Linked DNA regions of Homo sapiens: regions 2 and 3 are each linked to region 1. Evidence: chromatin contacts called from ENCODE Hi-C or POLR2A ChIA-PET data. All regions are on one chromosome and are shown on one strand. Each heading gives the region's core, a stretch centred on a gene start or an enhancer-like site at or near the end of the contact. The rest is flanking DNA. Distances are from core to core; before and after follow the strand shown.

Evidence for each region. Hi-C counts contacts between places; a loop is a spot of excess contacts on that map. ChIA-PET counts read pairs that join two places held with the same protein, here RNA polymerase II (POLR2A). Pooled maps may share reads with other maps.
Region 2: a loop to region 1 is called in a pooled map, with 6 times the contacts of the local background. The contact joins the promoter of AGPAT1 here to the promoter of NFKBIL1 in region 1. A Hi-C loop is called at or near these places in 3 of 168 maps with a recorded cell type or tissue (aorta, ascending aorta and sigmoid colon), 3 of 37 single-sample maps with no recorded cell type and 19 of 50 pooled maps. POLR2A ChIA-PET finds 5 or more read pairs at or near these places in 1 of 52 experiments (activated B cell).
Region 3: a loop to region 1 is called in a pooled map, with 8 times the contacts of the local background. The contact joins the promoter of ATF6B here to the promoter of NFKBIL1 in region 1. A Hi-C loop is called at or near these places in 19 of 50 pooled maps. POLR2A ChIA-PET finds 5 or more read pairs at or near these places in 7 of 52 experiments (CD4-positive, alpha-beta T cell, CD8-positive, alpha-beta memory T cell, GM10248 and 4 more).

Annotation. Positions count from the first base shown.
Region 1 is chr6:31,545,164-31,549,425 of GRCh38, reverse strand. It overlaps NFKBIL1 (NFKB inhibitor like 1), which reads right to left and starts at 1,818. Exons shown (of 4, transcript NM_005007.4): 1 at 1,675-1,818; 2 at 987-1,263. The coding sequence starts at 1,731. ATP6V1G2 (ATPase H+ transporting V1 subunit G2) reads left to right here and starts at 2,818. Exons shown (of 3, transcript NM_130463.4): 1 at 2,818-2,948; 2 at 3,217-3,317; 3 at 3,845-4,262. The coding sequence starts at 2,867. The coding sequence ends at 4,018. It overlaps ATP6V1G2-DDX39B (ATP6V1G2-DDX39B readthrough (NMD candidate)), which reads left to right and starts at 2,578. Exons shown (of 13, transcript NR_037853.1): 1 at 2,578-2,948; 2 at 3,217-3,317. RefSeq lists an enhancer at 2,785-3,284.
Region 2 is chr6:32,173,727-32,177,988 of GRCh38, reverse strand. It overlaps AGPAT1 (1-acylglycerol-3-phosphate O-acyltransferase 1), which reads left to right and starts at 1,905. Exons shown (of 7, transcript NM_006411.4): 1 at 1,905-2,175.
Region 3 is chr6:32,126,093-32,130,354 of GRCh38, reverse strand. ATF6B (activating transcription factor 6 beta) reads left to right here and starts at 2,109. Exons shown (of 18, transcript NM_004381.5): 1 at 2,109-2,238; 2 at 2,605-2,684; 3 at 2,835-2,913; 4 at 3,161-3,252; 5 at 4,103-4,238. The coding sequence starts at 2,148. It overlaps FKBPL (FKBP prolyl isomerase like), which reads left to right and starts at 67. Exons shown (of 2, transcript NM_022110.4): 1 at 67-260; 2 at 501-1,648. The coding sequence starts at 575. The coding sequence ends at 1,624.

The DNA.
Region 1 (4,262 bases), core at 569-3,068:
ATAAAAATTAGCTGGGCGTGGTGGCATGCGCCTGTAATCCTAGCTACTTGGGAGGCTGACGCATGAGAATCACTTGAACCTGGGAGGTAGAGGTTGCAGTGAGCCAGGATCGCACCATTGCATTCCAGCCTGGGCAAGAAGAGTGAAACTTCATAAAAAACAAAAACAAAAACAAAAAACAGAGAAACAGGAACAACAATCGCCAGCATATACCAAGTGCTTATCGTGTGTGCCAGGTACTCTAATTATGTACTATGTCAGTTGATTCTCAAAACATATATGGCACAACATGGGTACTCTGAACATGGGCACAATCAATGTACAATGCTATAATGTATAACACAGGACAATGTAGCTGTTAAAAGCATGGACACTCTATCTAGTCCATCTGGGTTATAATCTCTGCTCTACCAGTGAATAACTGTAACTCTGGCAAATGACTTCTCTATGCCCTGTTTCCTCAGCTGGGAAATGGGGGATAATATCAGTACTCACCTCCTAAGATTGTTGTGAGGATTAAATGTGTTACTTTATAAGAAATGTCTGGCACATAGCAAAGGTTGTTATTATTTTAATTTTTACACATGGGCAAACTAAGCCTCAAGTAACCTGTCCAAGAATACGTAGCTATGAAGTGTGGAGCTGGGATTTGGAGCTGGGGTTTGAATCCAGGCAATCTAACTCCAGAGCCTACCTTCTATGCTACTTTTTGGCTACGAGCAAACAATCTGTCAAGAAACAAAGTAGCTACTAATCTAAACAGATGTGAAATTTGAAGACCAGTTGATCTTTGGGGAATGTTGGGTTCTTCAGACAATGGTAGCTCAGTAATGTAAAGGGACAAATGACAGCCACATGCCAACTTGGTTAACTCCTTCCCTAGGTCCTGATGACCAAATAACCAGCTTATTTCTCAACTATTGGTTGGCTTTCATTTCAGGTCTGGTCAGCTGCTTATGACCTTGTTCCCCACTGAGCAGACTCACCATCTGGGCCCTGGCGGGCAGCAGCATGCAGTGCCGTGTCCCCATGGCGGTCCTGGTGGGCAGGGTCAGCCCCGAGCCGAAGCAGCAGGCACAGGGCAGGGGCATCGTGGCGGGCACAGGCCCGGTGCAGTGGTGGGGGCTGCCCAGCATCTACATCGAGGCCTGGGTGTCGCTGGAGGAGGGCCTGGGCCCGGACCAGCCGTCCTGCAGACAAGTAACGACGAAAGCGACGTTCTCGGCGTTGGCGGCGGGAAGTGGAGGCCATGGAACTCTTGGGCTGGGGAAGGAAAAAAGGCAGCAGTCAGGACTTCAGCCTTGGCTGGTCCTTCTCCCTCCATCTCTGACATCCCCTGTTGTTTCTCCCTTTGGTTCCGTCTTTTTTTAATATCTTCAGCAAGAGATGAGGCCTAACCTAACCCTGATCCTTTATCAGATGATAGATTTGAAAAAAAATTTTTTTTGAGGGGGGTGATAGGATCAGAGGTTTAATTTTTTTAATGTAAAATTCGAGAAAAGGGTAAATAATTGGTTTAAGGCTCAGGAGCCCAGGTAAATTTTTAATTTTTAACAAAGAACTTTAAAAAAACCCAACAGGGCCGGATGGGGAAAATTTTTATCAGCAGAAATCTGAGTTTTAAAAAGTCACAGATAATCTCCAATAATGATCTAGAAATTGAATATCATGTACCCGGCAGACAGATGTGGAGGCTTCTTCCTCTGGAACCTGGGGGGAGGGGTTACTCATCAGACCTGCCCCCGCCCCCCCAAGTACCCCCAGAGCCGTAGGCCCAAGGCCTGTGTTTAAGAAGCTCGGAGACGGGAGGCGGGAAGGGCGGAGACACTCCAGGCTGGAGGAAATGGCGCAAGCAGAGACGCAGGTGGAGGACGGAAGTGAACTGTGAGGGGCGTTACCGGATGTCGTTCCGCCCCGACCGGGTAGTTCTTGGCCAGATCTCCCAGGGGAAACTAGGGAACTTAAATTAAAGGGGCCGTCTGAAACCAGAAGACTGGACTGGAGGCGAGGAAAAGGAGGCGAGGGGAGGGGAGGGAGAAAAGAGAGTTATTTGGAGGTTTTTTCCCGCCTCCTCTAACTTGGCAGAGAGAGGAGATGGTTCAGTGATGGACGAAAAGATGAGAAGACAGAGAAAATAGAGGAGATAAAGACAGGATAAAAATCACATTAAACATGGAAAACAAAAACAAAAACCACAGTGGGACAACAACAGGGACAGATCAAAAAAAAAGAAAAAATACAGACAAAAGACGGAAGAAGACTATCGTAGGATGGGGCAAGTGAGATGCAAAAATTTGGACTTGAGAAATATGTAGAAAAAGATGGAGATGTTAACAACGGGAGGCAGGGGAGGGGGCGGGATGGTGGAGAGAGAGAGAAAGGTAGAGAGTTAGTTTAGAATTAAGCCCAGAATGCTCTTTTCCCAACACAGGTTGCATGATGACATCCTTACCTTTTCACCGCATTCACAACCCTTTATGCTTCCTCTGTTACCACCAATCAAGTTCTCCTTCTCTCACCTCAGTACTCCCCCGTCTCCGCCCCTGCCTCATCCCTAGACCTTTCCGACTGGGATGGCTAACCTGTTGTAAGCCCGCAGCTTTGGGCCTGGTCTCTGCTGCTCCCAGGCGGCCCCTTTGGGTACTGCCTGAGCAAGAAGTGCTGGAGAGGAGGACCAGTCATCAATAGGAGGATGAGATTGGGAGAGACACTCGGTGCAGGAGGCTGAGTGAGCAGGGGAGCACTAAGACCCAGGGGTAGTGGAGGACTGCAGCAACGAGCTGGAGGAGGAGAAGTAAGCGGTGGGGGGTGGGAGCCATCTGGTACTTTGACAGCATTCAAAACAGCATCGGCCATAACAACAGAAATGGCCAGTCAGTCCCAAGGTATCCAGCAGCTTCTGCAAGCTGAGAAGCGGGCAGCTGAGAAGGTGGCAGATGCCAGAAAGAGTGAGTCTCCTCTTTCCTCCCTTAGGAGTTTGGAAAGAAAATTGGGGGTGGGGGACAGCAAACATTTTGGGAAAACCCAAGGCTGGCGGGAAGACAGACAGCTAGGGTCTGGAGGCTGGTTAGGAGGGAAGAAATGGATGGATATTAGAATCTGGCACCTGGTTGGCTGAGAGAAGGCTGTATAACTTTCTGGAAGGGACTGACTCCTGCTATTACATTGTGTGTGTGTGGGTCCATCCCCACTCACTGTCCTTTCTTCTGCCTCCAGGGAAGGCCCGGCGACTGAAGCAGGCAAAGGAGGAGGCACAGATGGAGGTGGAGCAATACCGCAGAGAGCGAGAGCACGAATTCCAGAGCAAGCAGCAGGCGGTGAGTTGAGGCAGAGTCGGGTTGAGACCCCACTGCAAGTTGGTGGGTGCATCTAGTGAGGTGTGTAAGGGTGACTCAACAAGAAAATATGGTGGCAGAGGGCTGAGGCTGAGGGGACCCTGGCAGGGACCACAACATTGGTGAAACTTTGTGATGATATGTAGGAGAGTCTGGGAGTTTTGAAGGCCACATAGAGCTTGTGGGCGGAATGCCACAGTCTGTGTAAAGTATAACATCTATGTGGAGTATGATTAACATTTGTGGTGGAGGGTAGAGTTTTATGGTCATGGATGGTGAGGTGGTGGGGATATTACGGTCTGTTTTAGGATGAAGTTGCATGTTAGGTCTAAGGGGAAAGGGGACTGTGTTGATCTCTTTGGTGTTGGGATATTTCTGTGGGATGGGGGTGGTTTCTGAGAGGGCCTTTCTTCTAGGCTTTGTTTCAGGATCTTTCCCCTCATATGCCTGGACCCTTGTCTGTTTCTGCTTTTCCCTTTCTCTCTTCCACCCCTCTCCCTACCCCCCAGGCCATGGGCTCCCAGGGGAACCTGTCTGCTGAGGTGGAGCAGGCTACAAGGCGCCAGGTGCAGGGCATGCAGAGCTCCCAGCAGAGAAACCGAGAGCGTGTCCTGGCCCAGCTTCTTGGCATGGTCTGCGACGTCAGGCCCCAGGTCCACCCCAACTACCGGATTTCTGCCTAGGGCCACCGTAGGGCCTGACTCCTTCTGCCAGTTCCCTCCCTCAAAGAAATCCTCCAATCAAAATCACCTCCCACCATAATCCCTGTCTTCTTTCCATCCCCTAGAAATCCTGGGAGGCAGGATCCAATAATTTTCCTGTGACACTTATAAATATCCTGCTCACATCTGAATCTCCTTGTTGTTCTTTAACCCTCACTGGGACTTTGTAAACTTCCAAGTCATTCTCACCTAAACCCTCTGTGAA
Region 2 (4,262 bases), core at 656-3,155, 630 kb before region 1:
TGCGCAGCACGCGGCGGGACGGGGGTGGGCCAATCCTGTGAGGGTTTAACCTTCTCTTTTTCCACCTCTTCACCCCTATCTTGTCGCCATGGTGACTGCTCTACAATTGGCGAGGCTTGCACTTCAAAGTCCTAGGCTCGCTTCATCCGGGTCCTTCAGCTGTGGACTTTCTGCTGATTGGGCCTTTTCCTTTTCCCCTGATTGGCCGACATCGGGAAAGACGGCGAAGAGCTAGGAAAAGAGGGAAAACACTAGGGTCGCAGGGTTCAAAATGGCTCCAACCTCCTTTGGTGACGTAGAGAGCAGAACTTGGGTCTGCCCCTCCCTTTTAGTTAAGGGAGCAGAACTGGGATTAGCCCGACGTTTGGATAGTGGGAACATCGATCTGCGGCGCTGGTGTTAACCCAACTCATTCGGCTGGACGACTCAGCCCTCCCCATATTAGGTGATTTACAGAGCAAAACTGAACTAAAGGCCCACCCCTTTCTTAATGTTGTACACAGAGTAGAACAGGATTGACTTCAACTCCGTTTTAAACCTTCAGAGCAGGAAAGCTCTGGGCTCAACCCCTTTGTGAGTGGTGCAAAAGGGACAAAGCCCGCCCCTTTTAAGGAGACCCGCGGAGGCTAGACCCGCCCTTTCCTCTTTATAATTTGCCCATCAGAAATAGGGTCTTCTTCCCAGGTTGGACCCCGGGGAGTTTGGGCTTTTCCTACAATCACTGACCCTCACTGTGACTAAAGGAGCAGAATTAGGTAACAGTCCTCCCACTACCAATCCTCTTCCCGAGGGCATGTAAACTAATGCAGGGTAAAGGTGTGGCTAGAGGGGGGACCTTGATAAAAGATCCCATGTGACTCAAGAGTAAGGAAAGATGAGAAGTTAGCAGTTGCGTAAAGAAGGACTGGGGCAGATGAGGATTCAGGAAGCTTGAGGTTTAGGAAGGAAGATATTGAGAGGGAAAGGTGGAAATGAAGGAGAGTGAAGTGATGGAATGATCCTAGTAAAGGGATAATGGGAGTGGAGGAAGAGAAGAGGGGGTGGAAAACTAGATACATGGCTACCAAATTAAGGAGGCACGCGCATTCCAGAGGAATCGGCATTCTTCCTCACTTTTTATTTTTCTAGAAAGCACCCCTGAAGCCAAATTTCCATTGGAAGAAAAGATGTACCCATATTGTATGTTGTGAGAAGGGGTTGTCTCAGCTTGGGCAAGTAAGGAGACTGATACGAAGGAAGTAGGAAAGAAAAGGTACAGAGGTAAAAGAGCATGGAAAAGGAAAGGGTCAGGGATAAGGCCAAAGAGATCTCTTCTCTTTAAAGGCCAGAGAAGGCAGGTGGAGGGGGGAGCTGGACTGCTGGGAGATAGTGAGGGACAAAGGGCAAAGGAAACCAGACCAGAGGACTGGAGAGTGAGATGGAGTGAGATGGAGTCCTGGAGAGAAAAAGAAGAGAGGTGAACTTAATGCTTGTCATATGGTAGGTAGATGCTTGATAAATGTTTAGAATTGAATGGGTACGGGAAAAGGGGTCCTTAAGAATAGTTGGGGGGAATAAGCAGCAGATAACCGGAGTTGAGAAAAAAAGAGACCAAGTAAAAGTGGCAGTTAAAAGAGAGCTGATGGAGAATAAAGGAAGGAATGTGCGGAAGGAGGAATACAGCACCAGGGGATCCAGAGCTGAAAGGGAGTTAGAGAAAAAAAAGATGCAGCTGGAGCCAGAGATGGGGGCAAAGACCGAGGGAGAGCCCTGGGGCGGGGCTCGCAAGAGGACACTGGTAGATGTGGGGAGGAGATGCCAGAGTTTCTGGGAGACGATTGGCAAAACAGGCTGCCCATCACCGCCCTCCACTTCCTGGCCGGCCCCGGAAACCAGCAGGCGTTGGGGAGGGGTGGCGGGGGAATAGCGGCGGCAGCAGCCCCAGCCCTCAGAGAGACAGCAGAAAGGGAGGGAGGGAGGGTGCTGGGGGGACAGCCCCCCACCATTCCTACCGCTATGGGCCCAACCTCCCACTCCCACCTCCCCTCCATCGGCCGGGGCTAGGACACCCCCAAATCCCGTCGCCCCCTTGGCACCGACACCCCGACAGAGACAGAGACACAGCCATCCGCCACCACCGCTGCCGCAGCCTGGCTGGGGAGGGGGCCAGCCCCCCAGGCCCCCTACCCCTCTGAGGTGTGGGCGGGAAAGGGATGGGAGGAGGAGGGAAGAGGGTGCTGAAAGCGACTAGGATGAGGGGAAGGGGAGAGATTGGGTCTGGGAGGGCCGACTGGGGGAGAGGGTTGCTGGGGAAAGGAGAGGGGCCGACTGGGAAGAGGGTTGCTGGGGATAGGAGAGGGGACCTGAGAGGGAGGAAGGATGGAAGAGACCTGGGAGGGAGGAGAAATGGAAACCCTTGTGAATTTGGGACTGGGAGCGTGCACAGGGAATCCTGGAGAGGGAATTCCCTACACCTTCCCCAATTCCTTTTCTTGCCCTTTGACCCCACATGACTCTTGAAGGGTCATGAGGGGAGAAGGCCAGCAGAATTTGCCTCTTAGGAATACCCTTAGGTGCCTCTGTTTCCATCTAGGCACAGGACCTCTTGTTTCTCAGTGGCCTTCCACACTGCTAGACCCTTACTGACACACAAATGCCTTATGGGAGCCATGTTTTCTACATTGAGTCTGTGTGCCTTTGACATGTTTAATGGCTTGTGTGCAACTAGGTTGTCCCAATGCTATCCATAGGCTGTGTAGAAATGGTGTGTTATTTTCTATCAGAATTGCCCATTCTTCATTCTTGTGTCCATGTCTCACATCCAGTTTTGACATGTTTTAAGTACCGCATGTGTGTGAGTTTTCATATATTGCACCTGTTCTATAATTTCATGTTACTTGCACATTTTATGTTTTGGCATGTTTATTTCAGCATGTGAAGGTTATATACCTTATTTTGCTTTGGCTGACATGTCCATGGTCCTACCATTTGCAGTAGTCTTCATGTGTGGGATCCCATGGCTTGGCTGAATACCCCACACTCTGATGTCTGACTGAATTGGCCTGTTTGCTGTGTTTTCCCAGTCACAGTTCACAGAACACATGTGTATGCGCCTTTGCATGATACACTGATGTAACAGGACCATAGAATGTGTGTTATAAATTTGTCATCAGTATATTTTGTGAGCCGTATGCTCATTAAATTTGGCCCTCCATTGCATTTCTAAATCCTTGGACTTTTGTTCTCCAAAGAGGGTCACTTAATATCAAGTGTTAAGAGAAGAAGGTAACTGGGTCTCCAGGTCTGCAAAGAACCATCCCTGCATGCCTTACCTTGGTGACCTCCCTGGCCCATACCTCTCTACACAAACATTATCTTTCCAGTGGCTGTGTACAGTCTGTGTCCATGAGCTCAATGCATGTCACAGGGTCAATCCTGCTGTGAACCCCATTGTTGGTATTTATTTATGGACATTATCCTCCATTCTTTGCACTGTTGGCACACATTTGATGAGAGCAGCATCTTTCCCTGTGGCATCTTGATCCCATTCGGTACATTTCTCTTGTGAGATGACCTCTTCCTGATTATTGTTACTCTGCCTTCATTATGGCTATGTATTGCATGTATCTATTCAGAGTCGGTTACCATTAGGCTTGGTGTGTTCGTTACTTTCTCAGTGACTTCTTTTAGTAGTCACTTCTACTCAAGAGGATAACTATCTAATTTGTGATCAGAACCGCCATCTCTGTCATTAACTGTGGCTCTATGGGTGGGTATACAGCCTTAGAATCTGTTCAGCAAGTGTTTATTGAGCACCTACTCCATCTCCTATTGTCCTGGCACTGGAGATAAGACAGAGTCCCTGTCCTTAAGCTGCTTACAGCCTAAGGAGGGAAACAAAAACGCCAGTCAACACATAGTGTGTTGTCAAGATCAGTGGTTCTTAAATTCAGGCGCACATCAGACTCACCAGAGGGCTTGTTGAAATACAGATTGCTAGCCAGCCACGATGGCTCACACCTGTAATCCCAACAGTTTGGAAGGCTGAGGCAGGAGGATCGCGTGAGTCCAGGAGTTCAAAACCAGCCTGAGTGACAGAGTGAGAAAAAGAAAAACAGATTGCTGGACCTAATGCCCAGAATTTCTGATTCAGTAGATCTGGGGTGAAGTCTAATAATTTGCATTTCTATACTTCGAGACCCGCTGATCAAGATAAAAGTGTAAGGAAAGCACAGGCCTGGAGGGGTTCAGGCAGCCCTCCAAAAGGTGACACTGAGCTGTGT
Region 3 (4,262 bases), core at 860-3,359, 580 kb before region 1:
GATTCCTCCCTTCTCCCGATTGGCTGCCAGGAATTTGACTAGATTCGGAGTCTCGCGGGCTCCAGGGTTAGTTGTCAGTATCTTTCCCAGTTGTTCCGCCCCCTACCCCCGCCTCCCGCACCGCGCCCCTCTCCGGCTGCCCTCTCCGCGTGGGGCAAGGCTCCGAGGGCAGCATTCAGTAGCCATTTAGCTTTGGAAGGAGAGGTGATTCGAATGGCCCGGCTCCTCCTGTCACCATGCTAGGCACTTTGGCCGCGCAGGTACTTATTGACCCGACCGGGTGTCCGTAGTTGGCGCGGCTACCTTAACCGCAGGGAATTGTGGAATTTATAGTTCTAAATTATATGTGGGTGGAACGGGGAAGCTGGAGCAGATTTTTGGAGGAAAGCAAAACTGGGGACTTTCAGGACTAGGGGCCTGGGTCTCAGAAGAATGGGAAAGGACGAGAAAGGAGTCTAAATAAGAACCCTGCTATTAGCATTGTTTGGTTTTCTTTTCAGGTGCTGACCTGAACCTGGTTCATCCCTTTCTGACCAAAACTGTTCACTCACCGTGGAAGGGACTAAGCATCCATATGGAGACGCCACCAGTCAATACAATTGGAGAAAAGGACACCTCTCAGCCGCAACAAGAGTGGGAAAAGAACCTTCGGGAGAACCTTGATTCAGTTATTCAGATTAGGCAGCAGCCCCGAGACCCTCCTACCGAAACGCTTGAGCTGGAAGTAAGCCCAGATCCAGCCAGCCAAATTCTAGAGCATACTCAAGGAGCTGAAAAACTGGTTGCTGAACTTGAAGGAGACTCTCATAAGTCTCATGGATCAACCAGTCAGATGCCAGAGGCCCTTCAAGCTTCTGATCTCTGGTACTGCCCCGATGGGAGCTTTGTCAAGAAGATCGTAATCCGTGGCCATGGCTTGGACAAACCCAAACTAGGCTCCTGCTGCCGGGTACTGGCTTTGGGGTTTCCTTTCGGATCAGGGCCGCCAGAGGGCTGGACAGAGCTAACTATGGGCGTAGGGCCATGGAGGGAGGAAACTTGGGGGGAGCTCATAGAGAAATGCTTGGAGTCCATGTGTCAAGGTGAGGAAGCAGAGCTTCAGCTGCCTGGGCACTCTGGACCTCCTGTCAGGCTCACACTGGCATCCTTCACTCAAGGCCGAGACTCCTGGGAGCTGGAGACTAGCGAGAAGGAAGCCCTGGCCAGGGAAGAACGTGCAAGGGGCACAGAACTATTTCGAGCTGGGAACCCTGAAGGAGCTGCCCGATGCTATGGACGGGCTCTTCGGCTGCTCCTGACTTTACCCCCACCTGGCCCTCCAGAACGAACTGTCCTTCATGCCAATCTGGCTGCCTGTCAGTTGTTGCTAGGGCAGCCTCAGTTGGCAGCCCAGAGCTGTGACCGGGTGTTGGAGCGGGAGCCTGGCCATTTAAAGGCCTTATACCGAAGGGGGGTTGCCCAGGCTGCCCTTGGGAACCTGGAAAAAGCAACTGCTGACCTCAAGAAGGTGCTGGCGATAGATCCCAAAAACCGGGCAGCCCAGGAGGAACTGGGGAAGGTGGTCATTCAGGGGAAGAACCAGGATGCAGGGCTGGCTCAGGGTCTGCGCAAGATGTTTGGCTGATTAAAAGTTAAACCTTAAAAGAGACAGGAACTTGTGAATTGTGGTCTGTGCTGTGAGATTTGGGGGTGGGGGGCCAGAGGGAAGGTTTCAGCCCATATCCCATTCTCAGCTTTTGGCTTCCTAGGGGAGGTAGCAGTGGTCACAGTGCGCCCCTTTTGAGGGGCTTATCTATCTCCGAGGACACATAGAAGCTGTCTAAACTAAACTTAGTAGTGGCTGGGGGAGATGGTGGACCTTAATACTGGGTACTACATCTCCCAGGCGCTTTATCACTGGAGCCTGTTTGGCGCATGCGCTTGGCGGTATGGCACTGTCTGGAAGTTACTTCCTGCTGCTGTGCTCCCATTGGGCCCGCCTACACAGTCATCCGCATCTGTTGATTCACGTGCTCAGCACCCAGGTCTCTTACTGGTCGGTAGAGCTTCCGGGACGCCCCCTTTTTTGAAAGAGTCAACTGATTAGTTGGTGATGGGGAGAGGCGGGCCTTGGGAACCGTCTCCTGGTTGGGGGGTGGGGGGGAAAGATGGCGGAGCTGATGCTGCTCAGCGAGATTGCTGACCCGACGCGTTTCTTCACCGACAACCTGCTTAGCCCGGAGGACTGGGGTCTGCAGAGTGAGGCACCGGGGAGGGGAGAGGGCTGTGGCAAACTGTCCCTGAGGCACGCGGGAAAGAAGCGGGGGCCTAAAGAGGAAGTCTGGGCAAATACGGAATCCGCCATCTGAAGGAGAGCGGAGCAGGGGGCTCGTTGTGCATTAAGGGGGATACAAAAGTCAGGGAAGAACTCTGCTCCCTGCTGGAACGTCGAGTTGTTCCGGGGTCGGGGAAGGAGGGGCTGAAGCGCCCTGGTTGTATCACTTTTCAAGTGGGCGGGCGGTGGGTCTGGCCGAGCGGAGCCAATGAGGGATGGGGCGGGGGCTTGTGTGCGATCTGTAGGCTGGGGCCACCGAACGACCCCCCGACGCTCAGCATTTCTTGCAGACAGCACCTTGTATTCTGGCCTAGATGAAGTGGCCGAGGAGCAGACGCAGCTCTTCCGTTGCCCGGAGCAGGATGTCCCGGTATTGTGTCCCCAGCCTTTCTCTAACCCTTGGTGGGTGGAAAGTGAGCCCAGAACCTGGACCCATTCACAGGCCATAACTCATCTGGAGTCACCCCTACTTTCTCATCCTTTCTCACACTCCTGCCCTCTTGTATCCTCCCTTATTTAGTTTGACGGCAGCTCCCTGGACGTGGGGATGGATGTCAGCCCCTCTGAGCCCCCATGGGAACTCCTGCCGATCTTCCCAGGTAAGGTAGTCTTTGTCGTTCCCTCAGATTTCCAGAAACCCTCATCTTCCCACTGTTTCCCAGAAACTACGTAGCTTCCTATATCCTCACGCTTCTACATAAGTGCCTATCCTCTCTCCTTCAATCCCCTATTTTTGTTTCTTCTCCCTTGCTGCGGTACAGGAATCCCCACCGACATGTCCTTGGGTACTTTTTGGACTCTTCTTAAGCTCTGCTTCCTGATAATTTCTAACTCCCTTTCCTCCAGATCTTCAGGTGAAGTCTGAGCCATCTTCCCCCTGCTCTTCCTCCTCCCTCAGCTCCGAGTCATCGCGTCTCTCCACAGAGCCATCCAGCGAGGTGAGAGAGCCATATCCCTCTTACTCTCTGTGACGGGGACTCTGCTTCATTCCCTTCACCCGTGGGTGACAAAGAAATGATTTAAATGATTTGTGTGCTATGAGTCATGAGGTGTGTGAGGTGTGGGGGGCCTTCTCCACTACCTTTGCCGTTTCCTTAATATCTTCATTTTCCACATCCCCTTTGGTTATCTAGCAGTGAAGATTTTTTTGTTTGTTTGTTTTTTGTTTTTTGCTTTTTTTTGAGATAGGGCCTCCCTCTGTCACCCAAACTACAGTGTAGTGACAGGGTCACAGCTCACTGTAGCCTTGACCTCCTGAGCTCAGGTGATCCTCCTGCCTCAGCCTCCTGAGTAGTTGGGACCACAGACACATGCCACCATGTCTGGCTAATTTTTTTTATTGTTTGTAAAAATGGGGTCTTCCTATGTTGCCCAGAGTGGACTTAAACTCCTGGGCTCAAGTGATCCTCCCACCTTGGCATCCCAAAGTGCTTGGATTACAGGTATAAGCCACCACGCCTGATCTTGGGTCTTTTTAATATAAAGAGTTATGTGGGGCTGGGAAGAAGAGAGTTATTGACTGCTGAGAATTCTGGAACTGTTCTTGCCCAAGTTGTCCACTCTGAGGCCATATTTGAAGTCATGAGACTTCATCAATTCTCCCAGAAATAAAGTAGAAAGAATGAACAGGTTAGAAAGATGGTCAGTACCATTCAGACCAGAATGTCAAATAATTGATGGCTTGTAAGCCCTAAACTTCTAAAGCTTTTGTTCTCGCTCTTACTGTCAACATCTCCCTTGTTTTTTGCCCTTCTTTCTGCCCCCTGCCCCACACCAACTCTCACCCAGGCTCTTGGGGTAGGGGAGGTGCTCCATGTGAAGACAGAGTCCTTGGCACCCCCACTGTGTCTCCTGGGAGATGACCCAACATCCTCATTTGAAACCGTCCAGATCAACGTTATCCCCACCTCTGATGATTCCTCAGGTAATAAAACAGCCTGCCCCCAAT